2 separate regions of the Homo sapiens genome follow, and region 2 is linked to region 1. A link is a contact called in ENCODE Hi-C data. All regions are on one chromosome and are shown on one strand. The core of a region is the stretch at or near the end of the contact, and the rest is flanking DNA. Distances in the headings are between cores, read along the strand shown.

The links. Hi-C counts contacts between places; a loop is a spot of excess contacts on that map. Pooled maps may share reads with other maps.
Region 2: a loop to region 1 is called in a map of endothelial cell of umbilical vein, with 3 times the contacts of the local background. The contact joins two enhancer-like sites. A Hi-C loop is called at or near these places in 1 of 168 maps with a recorded cell type or tissue (endothelial cell of umbilical vein), 1 of 37 single-sample maps with no recorded cell type and 1 of 50 pooled maps.

What each region holds. Positions count from the first base shown.
Region 1 is chr5:142,928,047-142,931,413 of GRCh38, reverse strand. The region is part of intron 10 of ARHGAP26 (Rho GTPase activating protein 26); the gene reads right to left. Among named protein-coding and RNA genes, the nearest start is that of ARHGAP26-AS1, 61 kb to the right of the region's middle. Within about 2 kb of position 1,698, at least 7 of the 41 ENCODE cell types and tissues checked have a DNase peak (open chromatin) inside an H3K27ac peak, as active enhancers do.
Region 2 is chr5:143,582,108-143,585,336 of GRCh38, reverse strand. The region is part of intron 1 of LOC105378209 (a long non-coding RNA gene); the gene reads right to left. Among named protein-coding and RNA genes, the nearest start is that of MIR5197, 96 kb to the left of the region's middle. Within about 2 kb of position 1,801, at least 2 of the 41 ENCODE cell types and tissues checked have a DNase peak (open chromatin) inside an H3K27ac peak, as active enhancers do.

The sequences.
Region 1 (3,367 bases), core at 449-2,948:
AACTGAGCACAAGCCCTCCAGAAGACATGCATACAATATCAAATGGGTTTTGTTCAGTTCCCATCACAAATGGTACTCCGCAAGAAAAAGAGACTGCGCCATAAAAACGACCTTGGGAGAAGCGGCTGAAAGCCCTCTATGCCCATTAAAGCAGGAGTTCTTCATTTAGGGTGAAAATAGATCCCAGAGTGTCCCCAAACCACCTCCTCCTCTCCCTCAAATGTATGTGGATTTTTCTGTAGAAACAATTCAAATTGTCTGTCAGATTCTCAAAGAGAACTGCAACCCTCAAAAAGTTAAGAATTGCTAGTTAAAACCATCCTCTTTAAAATTTGAGACAGCCTAAAAAGGAGGAAGAGGTCCACTGAGCAAGAACTAAAGTCCGATTCCTGTCTGAGTACACAAACACTGCTAATGATCATACAACAATATGGTATTAAAACCACACAGGCTGAGCAACACCCTGAGCAGCACAAGCCTGGGCCCCATATGCACCCAAGCCTGGTCATTCTCACCCACCCATCATCTCTGCTTCTGGCTTATAGCTATAGTTCCAATGAATATGCTAAACCTATTTGTGTTTAACATAATTTAAAAGTCACATTTGATTCTTTTCATTAACCATTCCTTGACATCCCCTTAAAAATTTAGAGCCGTGGGCATGTAAATACAGACAGGTTGAGGATACAAGGGGCATGGGGTAGGGGTGTGAATGTGTGAGGGTGTAAATGCGTGTGGGTCGGGAGAGACAGAGGGAAAGCATGCAAACGAGCAAGAGAAGGGAGTGAGAAAACAAGCAAGAGACAGAAAGGGGAGTGGGGTTGTATGTGGGTGGGAGGCGTGGGCAGCTAGATGAGTGGGCGTGTTGATGATGGTGGAACACTGATCCCAAGAGGATGGTCATTCCCATGAAGGTCACACTGGGACTGGCACCACAATACAAAGATGACTCAGAAGATGGAATAACTCTTCTCTCCATGAGCACCTTCCAGGACTCTCCCTCCTCTTCTCAGAAATTCTCATTCTCAGACCCAACCAAGTGCCCACTTCCCACCATCAGCCCATTCAGTGTGCCAGACTCAGTGGATATCTGCAGACTGCTGACAGTGGTGGCTCCACAGAACTGACCCTGTGGCTTAAGGGCACAATGAACTGATTCCACCCTTCCACCTTTCTCTAAAGACCAAGTATGACGTCTTAATAGCTTTGAAACAAAAAGCCTCTGCAGCTACTGTCTATTGCAGAACTCTCAAGTCCCCGGTTTTGGGTCTTTGAGTGTTACTGTAGGTGCTGCTCCTGTACCACCTGCTTCAGAATCAGACATTCCCTTAACATGGAGATTCCAGCCCAACCCCACTCTACTCAATCTGAACTGGGCTGTGCCTGGGAACTTGGATTTTAACCAACTCCCCAGGTGATCTTGATGCAGAGTTAAGTTTGAGGCCCACACCCTGGGCTGTCCACTCCATCCCTACTCTTTTCCTTCCTGTTCCCCCTGCCCTAGAGAGCAAAGTTACCCTCCTTTCTGCAGTGAGGTCAAGGAGCCAACATGTCTCTAGTTCGTTTCCTGCTAGTGGCTCACCAGCAAACAGTGAGATCACAAGAGCTGTCTACATACCAAGGTCTCAGGGGCTCACATATATTACATCAACTTCATGGCACACAGTGTGAGATTTCCACCCCAAGCCACAGAGGAAGTTCGACAACCTCAGAGGCTGTGAAGGGTGGGCCACTTGGCCTTGGTAACCAGGAAAGTCAACAGGATTTGTTTTCATTCCAAGAAGAAATATCAAAATACAAGTTCTTTTCCACATGTGGTCTTGTTCCCTTTTACAGGGGAAGTGGGGTAGGGGACGGATTCACATGTCTTGCATGTGAATTTCCAAGAACCAAGATAAAAAGGGTGAACTATCTTTATTCTGGAGTAAAACAATAACTTTCTTTCCATATTTACCTTCCTTATGTCCCTACTAACAACTATCCCTCAAAACAAAATAAAACAAGCAAAACCCTCAACGACCCTCCACTTTCCATGTCAGTTCCTATACAATAACATACTTTGAGACCTTCTCTTACAGGATGTCAATTTAATTCATGTTTGAAATGCATGTGGTTCTTCATAGCAAAAAATGGGCAGGGCAGGGGAGACAGAGAAGAGAGAGATTAAAAGTAGGAGGATAGGCCGGGCGCAGTGACTAACATCAATCCCAGCACTCTGGGAGGCCGAGGTGGGCGGACCATGAGGTCAAGAGATCCAGACAATCCTGGCCAACATAGTGAAACCCTGTCTCTACTAAAAAATACAAAAATTAGCTGGGCGTGGTAGCACACGCCTGTAGTCCCAGCTACTCGGGAGGCTGACGCAGGAAAATCGCTTGAACCCTGGAGGCGGAGGCTGCAGTGAGCCAAGATCATGCCACTGCACTCCAGCCCGGCGACAGAGCGAGACTCCGTCTCAAAATAAAAAAAGAAGGAGGATAATATGGAATGAGGAAGGGAACATATAAAACAATGAAAGAGAAATTGGAGTAAATATCAGAGCTCTTTTTACCTCTACAAAGAATTGTGAGCCTATTAGACCCTCTACAATAAAAGAACAGTAATAATTATAACCCAGCAGTATATGCCAGTTGCTGTGCTAAGCACTATATATAAATTAATTCACCCACTCTTCACAGCTACATCATGAGAAAAGTATATTCTTATTATTCCCCTTTAGCAGATGAGAAAACCAAGGCTCAGAGAGGTTAAGTATCTTGTCCACAATCACAGAGCTGGCAAGATAATAGAGCCAGGATGTGAACACAGGCATTCCAACCCTTAACTCTTGTGCACAATGCCATGGCAAATGTGATGGCACCGCAGCCCCCAGAGAGCTCACGTTGACCACCCAAGTCCTCTGGTGTCAAAATCAGCCATGCACTTCTGCAAACACCTTAGTGAGCTCCTGCACGGGATTAAATGAGATTGAATGATAAAGAGCTCTGTAAAAACCTAAAGTGCTTCATAAATATGAGGGCTTACAACGCTACTCTAGGCAACGAGCTAATCCAAAACAAGAATTCAATAGCGTCCAGAATAACTGGGGCTTACTTTCTATAGAAGTGGTTCTCCATGTTTTATCTGTCTTAAAATACTCAAGAGATGGAAAAGGCAATGAGTTTTAAAAAAAAAAAAAAAAACACACACACACAAAAAGTCCTAATCATAAAGAAAAAATATTGAAAAATTGGACTTCACCAAAATGAAGAACTTACACTCATCAAAAGATGAATTTAATTACTTAATTACTTTTATTTAAAAAATTAAAAGTCAAACCAGAGTGAGAGAAGATATCTGTAATATCTATCTCCTGCAAGAATCATAT
Region 2 (3,229 bases), core at 552-3,051, 650 kb before region 1:
TCTAACCCAGAGGTTCTTAGCCACAGTGTTGAAAAGTCATTTATATGGATCAGTGCTATTGGTGGCAAGTTCCCAAAACCCAGTTCAAACTGAATTAAACAATAAAGAGAAGGTACTGTGCATCTGACAAAGGACTAATATTCAGAATCTACAAGGAACTCGAACAAATCAGCAAAATACATATCTTTATTTATTGGTAGATTTTATACCAATAATGTCCCTTGCCCACTTGTCAAGTACTGGAACAAATAATCCCATCCACAAGTGGGTAAAGGACATGAATAGGCAATTCTCAAAATAAGATATACAAATGGCCAATAAACATGAAAAAACGCTCAATATCACTAATTATCAGAGAAATGAAAATTAAAAGCACAATGTGATATCACCTTACTCCTGCAAGAATGGCCATAATTTAAAAATAAAAAAATAATAGATGTTGGCTTGGATGTGGTAAAAAGGGAACACTTTTACACTGCTGGTGGGAATGTGAACTAGTACAACCACTATGGAAAAGAGTATGGAGATTCCTTAAAGAACTAAAAGTAGAACTACCATTCAATCCAGCAATCCCACTACTGAGTATCTACCCAAAGGAAAAGAAGTCATTATATGAAAAAGATACTTGAACATGCATGTTTATAGCAGCAAAATTTGCAACTGCAAAAATTTGGAATCTGCCTAAATGCCCATCAACCAATGAGTGGATAAAGAAAATGTGGTGTATACATATACTATGGAATACTACTCAGCCATAAAAAGGAATGAAATAATGTCATTTTCAGCAACCTGGATGAAGTTGGAGACCATTATTCTAAGTAAAGTAACTCAGGAATGGCAAACCAAATATCATATGTTCTCACCTATAAATGGGAGCTAAGCTATGAGGATGCAAAGACATAAGAATGATATAATGAACTTTGGGGACTTGGCAGGGGAAGGATGGGAGGGGGTTGAGGGATAAAAGACAACGCATTGGGTACAGTGTACACGGTTCAGGTGACACGTGCACCAAAATCTCAGAAATCACCACTAAAGAACTTATCCATGTAACCCAAAACACCTATTCCCCAAAACCTATTGAAATAATTTTTTTAAATAAGAATAATAGAGAATTATTAGCTCCTATAACTAAAATACACCAATAAATATAGGTTTGTGTGTGTTATATGGACTTTAGATACAGTTTTGTTTGGCTCTAGCTCCTTTGATCTGCAATTCTCTTTGTTCTGCTACTTTGTCTCATGCTGACTTCACACATGGTAGCAAAATGGCAGCAGCACTTCTAGGTTTCACATCCACACTGTACCACATCTAGGAGAAAGATCTTCTCTTCCCCACAGACCTCTTCTCAACCAACAGTCAAACCACAGTCCTGGTTTTCCCTCCAGGAAATCATAGGTCAAATGCCTTCCCCTGAATCTAAAAGAATGGACAACTGGTTTGCTTAAGTTCATCAACGCCTACTCCTAGAGCCAGGAATGGGTCACTATCACCCTTACCCCATGACTGCTACTCATTGGGGAAGGTGGGAAATAGAGACAGGGAGTTCAGCCACAACATGTGCAACAGGGGAACATAGGGAAAGAGGAGGATTTGTAGTTCCTGAGCTCAGAACTATATACAATCTGCAGAGTATTTAATCAGTGAGTGCCACAGTCCAGAAGTGTCCATATTAGTAATGCAAGTGGGTTGAACATATGAAATATTATCTATCAGGTATGACTCAAAAGATGGAGAACCTCTGCTCTAAGGCATAAGCTACTCAAACCAGGAAGTGTGTTATCTTTGTTGCTGTGGCATGTGGTGAACGTGAACTGAATTTACTTCCAGTCTCCTGGACCACCTGACTGTCCCCTCTATTCTTCCTCTTTCTGTTAATATCCTGATGTTTACCCTCCTCTTTCCTACACCTGGTTTTCATCTCCTTAAAGTCTGGAATAAGGGAAAGGCAAGATCACCACCCCTTTTCTGGAGAATATAATTTTTAGAAAAAAAGACCACGAAAGCTTGAACATGTGATCAAGTGAAGTAACTTAATAGAGTCGAATAGGGAATGATATGTTTCCTGTGTGAACATCAAGAAAAGGCATCCATCCATGGACTTAAATGTCATTTGCCTGTGGAGAAATGTGGGGCAGACCTAGAGCTGCATAAGGCTTTGGTGCCGTTGTATTTCATAAAGTAAAGAGCTTTATTTAGACTGAGCACGTGTCATTTGTCACATGAAGAGGTGAGACTCTGGCCCACTATTATAGGATATGCATTTCCTTTATTATTCACTGAGAGATGACGAGTCAACGCTGAGCTGCAGATGCTCTTTCTCAATCCGCCTTGAGACAGGCACTTGCAAGAGATCTGTTTGTATAGTCTAGGGTATAATCTCTGGTCATGGATCAGGATTTCTTCTACTCAAAGGAAACTGACCTAAACTGGACTGGGTTAAGATGTTTAGAAACCATAAGCATTGACAGTTGATGGTGCTCTCCTCTCTGTAATTGAAAACAATGCTTACCTGTAAAACACAAAATGTATGTGCATACAGAAATGAAAGTAATTTCACTCTGGCTTTACAGGTGGCAAATTTCTGAATATGTTTAATTAACTGAATTATTCTCTCCTCTCCCTCCCTGCATCTCTCTTTAGAGCCCCTGTTTTGCTGGTGGGACTTTAAGTGCATACCTGTTCTGTATTATTAATAATTCAGCCCCAGGTTTGTAAGGCAATAAGCTGCTTTGTCCAGTGAGCTTCGCTATTCCAACCTGCTGATTGAACTTATTTGCCATTAAAAAAAAAAAAAAAAAAAAAAAACAGAAAGCCTTAGGGTAACTTGGTGCTAGCAAAACCAACGTTGAGGTCAACTAAAGAATCCAGCCTCCCAGATATTGAAAGCTCCAGCTGCTGCAATGACCACAGGATGAGAGAATTACCTTTCTTTGACCAGGAAATGTAAGAGCTACTTAAGAGTTCGTTTCCCTCAGCCCCCCTGATGGGCAGTACTCCTATACCGTGTTCTGATCTAAAGCCAATTCTTCCTCTTATGTGCACTTGACCCAATTCCCTTTAGCCAATCAAAGACAACACTTCAGCATTCTGCCTCCTTCTCCTACATTATCAGAACTTTCCCCTCTTTCCCGGATCATTCTTATCAGCAAATAAGCATGATGCTATTTCTCCTATCTTAAATAACAATAATAAAAAGCTCCACATCCTCCACAGCTACTCCCCA